Regions from separate parts of the Homo sapiens genome. Here region 2 is linked to region 1. A link is a contact called in ENCODE Hi-C data. All regions are on one chromosome and are shown on one strand. The core of a region is the stretch at or near the end of the contact, and the rest is flanking DNA. Distances in the headings are between cores, read along the strand shown.

Evidence for each region. Hi-C counts contacts between places; a loop is a spot of excess contacts on that map. Pooled maps may share reads with other maps.
Region 2: a loop to region 1 is called in a pooled map, with 4 times the contacts of the local background. The contact joins two enhancer-like sites. A Hi-C loop is called at or near these places in 7 of 50 pooled maps.

What each region holds. Positions count from the first base shown.
Region 1 is chr4:89,290,584-89,297,752 of GRCh38, forward strand. The region is part of intron 1 of GPRIN3 (GPRIN family member 3); the gene reads right to left. Among named protein-coding and RNA genes, the nearest start is that of GPRIN3, 14 kb to the right of the region's middle. Within about 2 kb of position 4,093, at least 5 of the 41 ENCODE cell types and tissues checked have a DNase peak (open chromatin) inside an H3K27ac peak, as active enhancers do.
Region 2 is chr4:88,608,587-88,615,755 of GRCh38, forward strand. All of the region lies in intron 3 of HERC3 (HECT and RLD domain containing E3 ubiquitin protein ligase 3), which reads left to right. Among named protein-coding and RNA genes, the nearest start is that of HERC3, 20 kb to the left of the region's middle. Within about 2 kb of position 3,690, at least 14 of the 41 ENCODE cell types and tissues checked have a DNase peak (open chromatin) inside an H3K27ac peak, as active enhancers do.

The DNA.
Region 1 (7,169 bases), core at 2,843-5,342:
TTTCTCTTCTCAACAGCCATAGTACAGTGAGGAAACGTCGATTATAGGATTTACCATAATCTGATTTAATTACAGTTATTGAGGCATATGTCTTATCTCTCATGCTATAAGCTCCATTTTTGATAGGGACTCTAAGAAGCTCCCTATTTAGTCCTCACAGCATGTAGTGCAGGATTTCTCATTTAATAAGACCTCAATAAACAATATTGGAATAAATAATTTCTCTCAGCTTCTGTGAGTATGAGGTTGGGGAGAGACTGCCGCATGCCCCATTCACACACAAACAGCAGAGGACACAGTGAGCACTCACTACTCCCACACACGCTCACCAGATGGTGAACATAACATTATTTTAGGCAACAGAACTGTCAGCTGACATCCAGGGTCCCATGATACTTGCCTCCATCCATTTAAAGAGACGTTTGAGACAGAAACCAACCCAAGATTTCTGGATATCAGAGTGCAAATCTGTTCAGAGAGCACATTTTTCTGTGTCAATAAACAGAGAGCAGGATTAACATCTCCTCCATAGCCTGCTTTTCTGACCTCAGAACTAGGAGGACGCTATATTCCTGACCATGATTTGGGACTGAATTTTTTCTTTAAGAATTAACACAAGTCACATACAGTTATATTTACTTTTTTTTGGTGTACAGGTCTGAGTTTCGATAAATGCTTCTGTGTAACCACCACCACAATCAAGACAGAATAATTTCCACTGCTCCCCACCAAGAAATTTCCCTTCATGACACTTTGTAGTCAAACTCTCCTCACCTTTAATGCAGACCTCTTTCTCCACCTGCATAGTTTTGTGTTCTCCAGAATGTCACATAAATATAAAAGCACCTAGCTGTTTCAGTCTGGCTTCTTTAATTAGCATAATGTACTTGACGTTCATCCCTGTTGTTGTGCATATCAATACTTTGTTCCTTTTTATTTCTGGACATTGTTTCACTGCATGAATGTGCCACTGTTTGTTTATTCCTTTACTAGTTGAGGGACATTTGAGTTATTTCCCATTTTTGGAGATTATGAATAAAGCCACTATAAATAAGTTTTTATGTTATCATAGGTTTTCTCATCACTTAGCTAAATAGGAGTGGTCATATGGTAAGTGAACATTTAACTTTATAAGAAACTGCCAAAATATTTTCCATGGTGTCTCTACTATATTTTGTATTCTCACTAGTAACATAGTAGCGTTCCAGTTGCTTCATATCCTTACCAACACTTGGTACTGTCAGGGCTTTTTTTTTTTTTTTTTTCTCTACTGTTCTTAGTATATAGTGTGGGATGGAATTTTAACATTTCATCTTTTTAGAACCAAAATATTTCTATTTTGATACTCAGCCCACATTCAGTTTTTCCTCCTTTCCCTTCATTTGGTTCTTTGTATTAGCTCTCCCACTAGACTAAAGGTTTCTTTGTGGGTAAGGAAAAACTCTTAGTCATCTTTGTGTACATGAAGCTCTGCCACCCCATCCCAAGTGCAGGGATTTGCAAATAACACATGCTACTTAAATAAATGCTTCTATGTGATCAGATTAGATTATTAGATTAACACATACAGTGACATAATTAATACATCCAAAGGCTAATCTAGTATTGGCTAATTTTGTCAATTGTGGAACACCAAAAGAATTTTAATAAAACTATATACTTTCTTCCCTTTTCATGAATTTTTCCATTTTCATGTATATGTCTGAAAAAACAGATTTCTGTTTTCTTGCTTTACCAAGGGCTAAATTGGAAAATATATTTGGGATTGTGAAATATTTGTGTAATAAATTTCTTGTGCTTATACAAAAGACAAGATTGTTATTACTGGTACTTAAGTAAGAAATTAAGAATTATTAATTAATTAACTTCACAAATTAGATCACATATATTTCAATGTGTTTTTTAGGTCAGAGAGAAGAAATTGGAATTACAGAGGGGACCTGATCTGTACATACTATTTGTCAAGTGAGTTGGGGCAAAAAAGAGGTTGAGGGTCACTGATAAAGACTCAAAGAATCTTGAAAATGGAAAGGTTCTCAGAAGACACAGAGGCCAACCTCCATTTAAATGCTATAGCCATTTATTGATGGTTATAGCATCTGGCTTCCACCATTGGTAAACTCACCACTTCATACAGCACCAATTACACATGCTTACAAGCAAGAGACTCAAAACAAAACAATAAATAAAAGAAACATGGGGGAGGCAACTTCTTAACTGAACTTTCATTTTTCTGTAACATTATATTATATAAACCTTCTGTAGCACCTACAGAAATCTAAAAATAGAGATTAGAATCTATTGTGGCAGAAAATAAGTTTGTCACTACATCAACCAGCCACATGGGAGTTAATCTCATTAACTTTTATATTGTAGGATGATGCATACCTTGGAGAGATGAGTTCAGTGGTAAATGACATGAATCTTGGAATTTCTTTACATTAATATCTACTTCTTCTGAAACTTCAGTTTTTGAATGGAATTAAACCAACAAGTTCTAGTTGTGTATAGAAGAAAATTTGCATAAGTCTATAGAAGTCTATATAAGAAAACTTCTTAAACATAGTTCATGAGCAGCATGGATTAGTTATCCTTCAGCTGGAAGGTTTCTTGGAGAACTTAAAAGCAAGGGACTTCCTGCAGAAATGACTGCAAACATTTCTCCTTTTATGGGCTAGCATCCTCTATGGTGGTTTTGTACCACTGTCTTAGATCTGATGGAAACTCATTCCCAGAATTCCCTTTCCTAAATCGTTCTTCATTCCAGTTGGCTACAAAGGAAATTTGTGTGACCTTTGGAAGGTAAAAGTGAAACAGCAGCATTCTGCTCTGAAGGTCAGTGTAGTCAACAAGTGCAGCTCACTGACCTCCCAGATCACCTTGTCCATGGCAGGCAGCAGCCAGGCTGCCGGACATTTGGCTCCCCACAGATCTCCTCTTTTGGTTTCTGGGCCAGGTGCACGAATGGCTTTGCAGTGAAGAGTGCCAGTCCCTTTCGGGCTGTTCAAGTCAGGGTCATTGAGGCTGGAGAAGTATGAGTCAAATACAAGTTCCAGTTTATCTTTATGGGTTTCATTTTCTCCTGCAGGTTCTCCCTTGCTCAGCTCTACTTCAAATCTAGGTTTTCTTCCCAGTTGCCAGCTCTGCTAACCTATGATGACTTTAGCTCCATACCAGATGTGACGTGAAAGCGACTGCAAAGCTCCCACAATTGTTCAAGGTCTAAAACTGAAAATAAATCCATTATTCCATATTACCATAGTGGTTCTGCTTTTCTAAGTGATAGGGATTCCATTAAATCTTTTCTATTCAGAATATGTACTTGGTTACAAATATTCTTTAGTGCATGCCTTTCTTTTTTAAAATTTATGATATTGTCAAAAGAAATAGTACTAATGTACTGAGCCTAAGTATGTTATTTTATTCTCCCTTGTTTTGGGGATAGGGACTTGGAATATGCTCTTTTACACAATTCCTCTCAAAACTGGTAAGCCGAGGAATTGGGAGTCTGCTCCATAACCAGAGAATACAGAAAAACTAACAATTAATTTGAACTTCGGCATAATAATGAGTTAAAGACTACTTGAGTGAATTAGCTGCTTCTTCGAAATTTGTTTTAATGTGACACTTGGAAAGTTATGTCACTCATGATGAAATCTAAACATTAAAATTTTGAAAACAGGCTGGGCATGGTGGCTCACATTTGTAATCTCAGCACTTTGGGAGGCAAAGGTGGGAGAATCAGCTGAGCCCAGGAGTTTAAGACCAGCCTGGGTGACAAAATGAGACCCAACTCCTCTAAGAAAGAAAATTGAAACCAATTTCAGTTAATCAATTTTTATCATACTGTATGTGCATTGAGAATAAATAAATACTGCCATGAAGCACTTCGACCTTTTTACTTAAATTCCTAATGTTTTACATAATTTCTGAAGATTTTATGGTCTTTAAAGGCAGGGATGCATCTTCTCATTTTTACATCCTCCCATACTGGCACACAGATAAGTCCTTATTAAACATCAATTGAACTAAGTAAAGAACACATTTCAGCTTCCTGTTTTTTACAAAAAAGAAAAGAGCAGCAGGGTATGAGCAAACAACCACAACCAACTACATCCTCTGATGCTTTTCTCACTGTTATATAGAAACTCCAGCAGGAAACCACTGCTATATCCTTTTCACCACTATAGCAAAATCTTATGAATTACTGGCAAGCATAAAACAGCTCCATTGACATCACATAAACGTTTGTGACAATTTATACTCACCACACTCAAGTGCTTTAAAACATCTTAACAAAGTTTCTCAAGGACAAATTCCCAAGGAAAAATAATCATATACTTTAACCATGTGTTTGGAGTTTAATTATATGAAAAAGCAATAAGCACTATTGAAACTTGGTGCACCTCTCAATGTAGCTGATGTTTACAAAAAGCTCAAAAAACTGACAAGTGTTAAAATTCCTCATATGACTCAGACTTATAAAGATTTCTAACAGACCAAAGATGTATTAACGACTACTCCAAAACACGAAAGTACTAATTTTTTCCCTTTGTATTCAAAACGACCCAAGAATTAGACATTTCTAGCTAGGAAATGTAGACCCCCCTTTTTTCCATTCTCACACATTATGCACTTATATTTACAGCAACACACATTTTAAATTTGTAACGTGAGCCTTGATAATGCATTTTATCAATGAAGGGGTCTTCCATTGAATATCTCTTATTTGTCCAAGATCTACAAAGACAAGATGATGGCAGAAGTCCAGGCCTTTCATTCAAGGGCTTTAACTTCAATGTGAAACACAGACAAATATATTCATTTTACACAGAAGTCAGAGGTCTAGAACTCTGTAGCTTTCTTGCATGCCCACATTACCTAGTCCATAAGCTCTCCATAGGGCGTAGGGCTAAATGACTACATGCGTAAATGAATGAAGGCATACATGCTTGGTGATGATGAAGAGGGGGAGATAACAAGGGCCCGTTTGGGTTCCAACAAAGGCAGAATGGGCCTAAAATTCAGAAAATAAGCCTGTGAATGAAGAAGAAAACAAGCAAGATTTAAAAAAAAACAAGTGGTGGGGCATCAGAGCTAGAATTGCTCTTAGGGATTTCTGGACCAGCCCTCTCATTTCTAGAGAGGACCTGAGGTGCTGTGGGCAATGACATGCCTTCATGTTCCACTTTCAGGGACTGTGACATTTGTGTACCCATTTCATGATTTTAGCCTCATGTGCTTCCTATCTAAACCATTTTTTTTAACTCAATATTTTTCATTAAATTGACTTTAACTGGTGCACTGGTTGAAAACATTAGCCTTGCCCTAAAAAATAACATCTGTGAAATTACAGGTTTGATGTACTTGTTATATTATTTTTTGTAGCATATATTTTTAAAAATATACTTTGAAATGTGTTCTGAACATATTTCTACATTTAAATAAATTTATAAGTATTAAAATCCAAAGCAAATCTGTATACTACGTAAGATCCTCTCACAGGTCACTGCTGGAAATCTGCAGTCTGAAAAGCAGTGCTCTCTACTGTGTTACCTCCGGGAACAAAGAGTTTGAATTCTGAAATGACATGAGGTGGTAAAGACATTCCAGAGTGATAAAAAGGGTCCAGTAATAAGACTAATGCCTCTAGGTGATTTCTGTCCATTTTCTTTTACTAGAAAAAAAAATCAATTGCTAATTAAGGAACTAAAAAAATAAGGCAGAAATCACGGCTTTTTTCAGTTATTGGATTTTCACCTTCCAAATGGACAGACAGGTATATTCATCCTCCTACCGAGTACCATTAATTCATTAGAACTACAGTTTTAAGAAGGAATTTGTCTGAAATAGGCCTCCTGTGCATGGATTACCTTTTTTTTTCTTAGTATTCCATTTGCAATGAGAACACTTAGCTGTAAGCTGTAATAAGGAATTGCTTAACTTTCATAAGTAAATGAATGTCTATGATTAAAACATCAATCACGGAAACACTAGTTCTATAAATAGTTTCTAGGTCCAAAGTCCATAGGCAGTTAAATAAAGACACATGTTTGTTTTTTCTTGTTTGTGTGTGTGTGTGTGCATATGTATGTGTGTGGGTGTGCACACACATGTGACATAAGAAACACATTTGGTTTTTCTTTTGAGAAACAAAGAAATGTTATTTGCTGAACATATGTGTTACCTGGTATTTTGATAAAATTTATGTTTGCCAATGTTATCACCTATGCAATGATCTATAAAATTTTAACCTAAAATATCTGTCCTTGAACTCACCCTGTGTTTTTTTAAATGTCTTATTGCTCATTTAGAAGCTTTCACATTTGCTTTTTAAGCAACACAAGATGAAATCCAAGATAGAAGACAGAAGTCCATAAAATCGTACTGAGTCCTTACATTTTGACCCACTGTGATTTGCATCACCAACAGAGTCCTGCAGTGTAGCATAGTGGTGAAGCTCATGGCCTTTGACATTGAACAACTGAATTCACACAGCTCCATTACCATCTGTGGGACTTTGGGCAAGTTATGCTATCTATTTCCTCATCTCTAGAATGGGGAATTATTAATGTGTTATTATTTAGTAGTACAAACCTCAGAGATTTCTTTAAAGGAGAAGTGGTTTTAGCAAGACGTCACTGGCAGATAAGCCTGAAGAATAAAATTTTTAAGGATTTATACATATCTGTAATCTAGCCTTCACTCATTTCCTTTGGAAAGTAGATGGATATATATGGAGACATGTATTAGGGTTCTCTTATGCTCTAGAATCAAGATGGCAAAGTGCCTCAAGTGTTTTTTTGTTTTGTTTTGTTTTGTTTTGTTTCTTGTTCATTCTTTAATGAATTTTAAACCCTCTTCCCGCATGTGTTTAGTTGGTCTTTCATTCTTTTCCACTCATCATCATTAATTCTATAATTGAGGCTCCATCTCTTTTCTTTTATTTCCCCTACACCACCAGTCTCTGCGCTCCAAGGCAAAGGAGGTTCTCCTCCCAGTCAGGGCAAATACACAGAGATGGAATCACTTACTAGGCATTTCAGAGGCATGAATTACCACTTAAACTTCCAAGGTTGAAGCCCTGGAGAGGGAGACCAATGGAGAGTGGTGAGCACCTCCTCAGAATAAAAAGATAGCCAGAAGGCATGGGATATTTCACAGAGCAG
Region 2 (7,169 bases), core at 2,440-4,939, 680 kb before region 1:
GGTATCATATACAACTACCATGGAGGTGGCAGGAAGAAGATTGACTTTTTCAAATGGTCTTCATACTGGAACAGATTAAAAACCAAGTCTTCTTTCTTTTCCTCCTGTTAAAACTCACTTGTGTCTCACATTAAGCTCCTAAATGTGCCCTCTGTTTCCCTAGGCCAGAGCCAGTGTCTAACAAGTAATGCATTTGGAGGGTCATGGCCCAACAGTCTACATTCAGCCAGGATTTAGGAACTTCATTCCAATGATCTTTGAAGGACTTGTACAACTCTAGCCAGCCTTTGAAGGGAGTATTTTGGGAACTGGGAAGAGATCTTTCTAGTCCTCCCATGGAGACAGCAAGGTTATGGTGAAGTTTGGAATCAGATAAAACTAATGGAGGCATTACATCTCTAATCTAAAATGAGGATTATAGTCTAGGTGTGGTGGCACACACCTGTAATCCCATCACTTTGGGAGGCCAAGGCCAGAGGATTGCTTGCCAAGGAGTTGGGGACCAGCCTGGGCAACATACAGATGCAAAAAAAAAAAAAAAAAAAAATTAGCTGGGCATGGTGGTGTGTACCTGTTGTTCCTGCTACTTGGGAGGTTGAGGTTGGAAGGTCACTTGAGCCCTGGAGATCAAAACTGTGGTGAGCTGTGATTGCATCATTGCACTCCAGCCTGGGCAACAGAGCAAGACTCTGTCTCAAAACAAAACAAACAACAACAACAAAAAACCCCAAAATAAATAAATAAATAAAAATGGGGATTATAATACTCTTTCATAGGTAGAGTAATCTGTGTAAATATTGAATGCAGTGTCTGGCAGTTTTATATCATGCCTCAGAAATTATGCTACCGTGCAGTTTCACCATCCCGTGTAAAGGCTGATACTGTCTCTGGAGTTACAGGGAAAGAAGCCTAAGCTGGGAGTTTGAGAACTGGGATCTAGTTTTTTATCTACCAGGAAATAATTGCCTGTCCCTGGGCAAGTTTCTTCCTATTTCTGAGTCACAGTTCCCTTTCCTGTAAAAGGAGTAGACTTCCTGTTCTAATCAGATAGTTCTTGGTGAAGGGGATTCACATGATAAAGAAGACACCACAAAACTGCTGGTAGTGTTACAGACAGAGAAATATGTTACAGGAAAGGGGTCCCGATCCAGACCCCAAGAGAGGGTTCTTGGCTCTCTCAAGAAAGAATTCAGGGCAAGTCCGTGGTACAAAATGAAAACAAATTTATTAAGAAAGTAAAGGAATGAAAGAATGGCTACTCCATAGACAGAGCCCTGAAGTCTGCTGATTGCATATTTTTATGGTTATTTCTTGATGATATGCTAAACAAGGTGTGGATTATTCATGCCTCCCCTTTTTAGACCATGTAGGGTAACTTCCTGCCGTTGCCATGGCGTTTGTAAACTGTCATGGCGCTGGTGGGAGTGTAGCAGTGAGGACAACCAGAGCTCACTCTCGTGGCCATTTTGGTTTTAGTGGGTTTTGGCTGGCCCCTTTACTGTAACCTGTTTTATCAGCAAAGTCTTTATGACCTGTATTTTTTGTTGACTTCCTGTCTCATCCTGTGACTTAGAATGCCTTACCTGGGCCAGGTGCAGTGGCTCACGCCTGTAATCCCCGCACATTGGGAAGCCGAGCTGGGTGGATAACGAGGTCAGGAGTCCGAGACCAGCCTGACCAACATGGTGAAACCCCATCTGTACTAAAAATACAAAAATTAGCCGGGCATGGTGGCGCGTGCCTGTAATCCCAGTTACTCAGGAGGCTAAGGGAGGAGAATTGCTTGAACCCGGGAGGCAGAGGTTGCAGTGAGCCGAGATCACGCCACTGGCACTCCAGCCTGGGGGACAGAGCGAGACTCCGTCTCAAAAAAAAAAAAAAAAAAGAACGCCTTACCCGTCTGGGAATACAGCCTAGTAGGTTTCAGTCTCATTTTACCCAGCTCTTGTTTAAGATGGAGTTGCTCTGGTTCACACGCCTCTGACGGTAGCCAGTGATGGCCACCCTCTTCCCACCCTCCTTGTCTGTCTTCTCTGTGGCTTGGTCTTCTATCAGGCAGCCTCACTGCAGAGTCAGTTGCTCAGATATGCCTCAGTGCACACCTTGGTCTTGGAACTTGGGGGAGAGGATTCACCCTGGGGTAGCAGCTGGGAAAGGAAGCAAAAACCTCGCAGAACAATGATAGCAAAGATCTGTAGAAGGCATCATAATGAATACATCTGAGTGCAACGAGACATTTCTCTAGCACAGCCTCCTGATGCAGCTCCAAGGAGCTAATGGTAGGTGTTGCTGGGCCTCTGGATGTGAGTGAGCTCTGGCAAAGCAGCCGCACTGCGTCTGTCTGCATACTGGGTCAGCTGGCCCTCAGTCATCCTGCAGACGCCCTCCCCACAGGGCTGAGTGACTGCAAGAATCCCAAGCTAGAGGTGTGCCAAGAAGGCTTTGGGATTCAGCCTCGGAATCCAGCCCATGCTTGTGATCTAAATTTGGAATAAGGCAGGCTGTAGTGTAAATTACAAGAGATTCCAGAAATTTCTGTTGTTGGTTAAGCTTGTCTGTTAATTATAAACTCCATAGCAGCTTGGAATAATGCCTCTTTGAATGGAAAGATTATGTGGGTGGGTGCCTCCCTCTCTCCATTTAACTTTTTCGTTGGTAGGTGTGTTCTAAATCTGGATATGATTTGCGTTTGTTTTTAATGAGTGGGAAGAAGAGAATGAACTTGTTTTCTGTGTTTGCTTATTGAGAACCATGACCTGGAGAGCTGCTAGACATGGAAGGGAAGTCTGTGGCAGGCCTAGTTTGTTACAGGTATCTGTTGGTCTTGGCCCACAGGAATGCTACCCCCAAGTAGCTTCTGTGGTATTTGGGAAGGGAACATGATGGAAGGCCCCTTCCTTAAAAGAGGATTTTTCTGGGGGTTATGGGCAGGTCTGTGATTTCAGCTTGGTATCATTGCCCAGATTGGTTGACTTTGAAATATGAAGGATTTTAAAAAGTGAGTGTATGACTGTTCCTCTAAGGCTTTGAGAGTGTGAAGAAGTGAGTTGAAGGAGTTAATTCCATGGTGGCCAACTCCAAGTGGCTTACAGAGTTTTGAACCCAAGTGGCAAACTTAAGTTTCTTTTTCTTGCTTTGCAGTACTGGCTGTGAATGGAGTAATGCCTGACCATCAACACTTACTTTGCTGATTGGACTTGTTAATATTTCTAGTCCTAGCAGGGTGTCCACCAGCATGGGTATGGTCATCTAGCACTAGTCTGGAGGAGAATTTATTTCATTGCCTTGAAACTTTGTTTCCTGTTAAAATGCAAACAACCCTGGGAGCCACATAATCTGACCTTCCTGAGGGGAAGGAAAGTTGAAAGAAGGTACTGGTGTAGGAGATGCACCTGGACAAGTCTTCTAATGTGTGCCTTGATTCTGTCCTGCTAGTCATCATATACCATGTTATACACTCTGTCTCTAACTGGTTCAGCTGCAAGGCACATCAATTCATTTTTTTGGGATGCATTCTGTAGATGTGCCAGAGCAGTGATATAAAGCACCTCTCAGTGATTCTAAGGGTTTTGGAGATCCTTTTTTTCCTTCTTAAGAATATGTAACAGTTAACTATTGCTGTTGCTGACCCTGAGACTACTGTGGTTTCTTTGTACTCTCATTTCTGTACTTCTCACATTAGCAATACCCTTATGTGACCAACTGTGTGTGTGTGTGTGTGTGTGTGTGTGTGTGTGTGTGGTAAGAAGGAGGCATTTCAAAGATACATCAAATTCTGAAACTCCTGGTTATTCAGGCCCCAGATATTTTCCCAGTGTGTCAGGCAGCACACAGAGTTCTAGCTTAGGTGTGTCCATGACTCATTTGTGATTTGGCCAAGGGCATAGAGGCCTGTGATTCCCAGAAGCATTTTTCAGATGTAGTATATTAAGCCCCATCTAAACTCAATTTCCAGCTTTAAAAAAAAGTATTGGATTATAAGTCTTTTGCACATTCCTCTCTCACATGACTTTTCTCTCCTTCATTCTCACCTTTGCATTCAGACATATACCTCATCCCTCCCCGACAAAGCAGACAGAGTTTTTGTGATTGGAGTCATCATAGGGTTATTACTAATTTCCTTATGGTTTTTGTCCATGAATTTATTTTATAATTTTCTAAGACATAAAGTTACAGAGCTGGCATTTTAGGAAGTCTTGTGTGCCTTCCCCACTTTTTTTTTAATAAAGCAAGCAAACAAAACATAAGCTTTTTTTTCCTGAATGTTATTTTTTATAAGTGACTAAGTGGACATTAAGTAAATCTTGAGCTCTTTTATTAAACTAGAGACTGGTTGTCCATAGAAAGGATTCAATAAATACCTTAATTTACCATGCCTCTCATATTCCTACCTAGCCACATTGTAAACAGTACTCTTCAGCTAAATGAATAGTTCTCCTTTCCTCATACATACTCTGATTTCTAATATTGGGATTTTAGGGTAAGCTAATCTCTGTGTTATTAGGGATATCTGAACTTACATAAGTGTCTTCTAATCTTTCTCCCTATCTTGAATAGACAAGAACCGTGGTAGGGGCAGTTATTTAGTGTAATCTAATTTGACTCTGCTAAATTTTAAAATTCTCTGTAGACATACCAGGAAATCTTCTTATAGCAGAGCCCAAGGGTAACAATTTATAAGCAAGCTCTAACATTTCTGTGCAACTCTATTTGATTCATCTCTGTGATTGGTTCCTTTTACTTTCTCCTGAGTTAGTTTCCCTCTTGCAGGTAATTTAATCCAATTCACATTCGCACTTTGTATTCAGTCTAAGCATTTCCCTAATGCCCATCACCATATGTAACAGCTTTCCTGCTGTTTGATAAATGAGGTTTATAAAGCAGAACGTCCAAAAGCTTCAATTCCCAAACTGTGCTTGCTTCTAACCATGGTAGAAGTAATGCTTTCAACCAGCTTCTCAGGTTGCTCTCGGGCATCTGAAGGGCGCAATAACTCTGTCATGTTAATCAGCTCTTGCTGAAAAGCAAACCAGCTGAGCTGAAAGGAAATAGAAGGGACCCTGTAATGACTTCCTGTTATTGAAGTGCGTGTTTCTATGGGCATAACGCTGATATAAAAGGCAGAATGTGCCATAGGAAGTGTTCAGATCTCAACATTGCACTTGTTAGGGCCCCATCTGTTCCTTATTAGGAATGGCAGGTGGTTCAGGAGGCTGTGCACCCCTTTCTGATTTTGGTGATAATGGTTATAATCAAAACTAGTAGGATGTCTTGCCTCCTTTGATAGCTAGGTAGATGACTTTCTGGTTCAGAGGTCTAAGGATCAGGAGAAACTGTCATTTAATAATTTTATTGTGGGATAATTGATCGGAATTTTTTTTCTGTCTGATACTCAGCCTACATTCTATAAAGATACTTGAGTGTTTTAGAAAATGTGTACTTATTAATGAGCATACTTGTTAGTGTGAGGTATTTGTGACTTTTAAAAACCTGCAGTATTACTTTTAAGTAATTAACAAAATGGTTTGCTTCGTGAAACAAGAATTTTAGTTAATTTGTTAATTATAAAAGTGGTTAATGATACATATATAAGCTCTCTTTATTTCTGATATGCTTAGCATTTTTAAGCTGATTAATCCTCATGATAGCTTTGTAAAGTAGGTCAGTATTATTATCCAAGGTATATGTAAAGGAGGAAAGAAAAGGGAGTTGAGTTTGAGTCTTGCTTAGGTACTGACAGTTTGGGTTTAATAATCCTAGAATTTTGTTCACAGACATTTTTGTAACCTCAGGCTGATTGAGAATGGCTGATAAGATTTTATTGTCAAACTTGTTTACATTTAATTTCCACTCAGTACTTATTAAAGAAACAAAAAAGATATAAACTTGCCCACCCAGAAGCTTGTATTCCTTAATTTATTGTTTAAATACAAATATGATCAAGGTACTTTGGTAAAAGGTACTAAGAAACAATTCCCTTTTTATCTTGAAACCCATTAGACTACTGTTTGTCAGCTGCCTTTTTAAGCTCTTTTGAGCACCAAATAAAAAGCACACATGATAATTCATATTTCAGGCTGATGTATTTTGTCTTGCTATTTGCCTCTTGTTCTTTGTTTTTTTATTTTCTTGAATTATTTACTTCTTATTCAGTCACTGATTCAGCAGACATTTACTGAGTGACTAAACTTCTAGATTCCTCATTTGTTTTAAATACTCTTACAACACAACAAATTAGTGCAGATCCCACCCTTTGGGCATTTATAGACCAGGTGAGAATATAAGATATACCCAAAAAGGTTATATCCTGCAGTTCAGCAGGTGTCAAACAGGTGATACAGGTCCTATGTGTGTCAAAATAAGTGTCCTGCAGTGAAGAGATAGGTCACCAACAGTACTGAATTCTGAATTCTAACAAATGTCATCTTCTATACCTACACACATTATAAGGTTCACATTTATCTTAAGTTTGTGAGCTTGTTGGAGGAGCGAATTGTAACATTTTGGAGAAGGGGCAGCTTTGGAGATGGTTTCAGGATTCTAGGGATGTTCAGCGATTTTTGTAAATCCACCCTTTAATTCTGAATTTTTGTGTTACAATAGCAATTTTTTAGTTTGGCAATTTTGATGATTTCATCTAGGTTGGTGATCTATGATCTTTATAGATCTGGGGTAGGTAGAATGTTGTAGTTTATCAGCCTGAATGGGGTATATCTGGTCAGCTGATATTTTACATCTCTTCAAGGGCTACTGGAATTCTTTGTATGTCTTTTTGAGTGAATGCCATTTGTGATAGCATGTAATGTTGAAATCTTTGATAACCCTCTAACAGATGTATGGTCTCATATCCTTGTAGACTTTCCATCATTTTTTCACTTATTATTAAAATATGCATTGAAATTTCTATTATAATTATTAACTGACTTGCAACAACTGAAATCATGATTGTGAATAATTTTAATTTAGAGTATTAGCTAATTATGGAGGCAGTATAATGAATAAGAGCATGGACTAGCTGTGTGACTTGGAGAAAGTTGCTTAAACTCTACATGTCTTAGTTTCCTTAGTTGTAAATGTAGATAATAATGTCTACTTATTAGGGTTGTGAAGATTTAATACATTGCCTATCAGATACTTGGAATAATGCTTGGCTTATAGTAAACACTCAA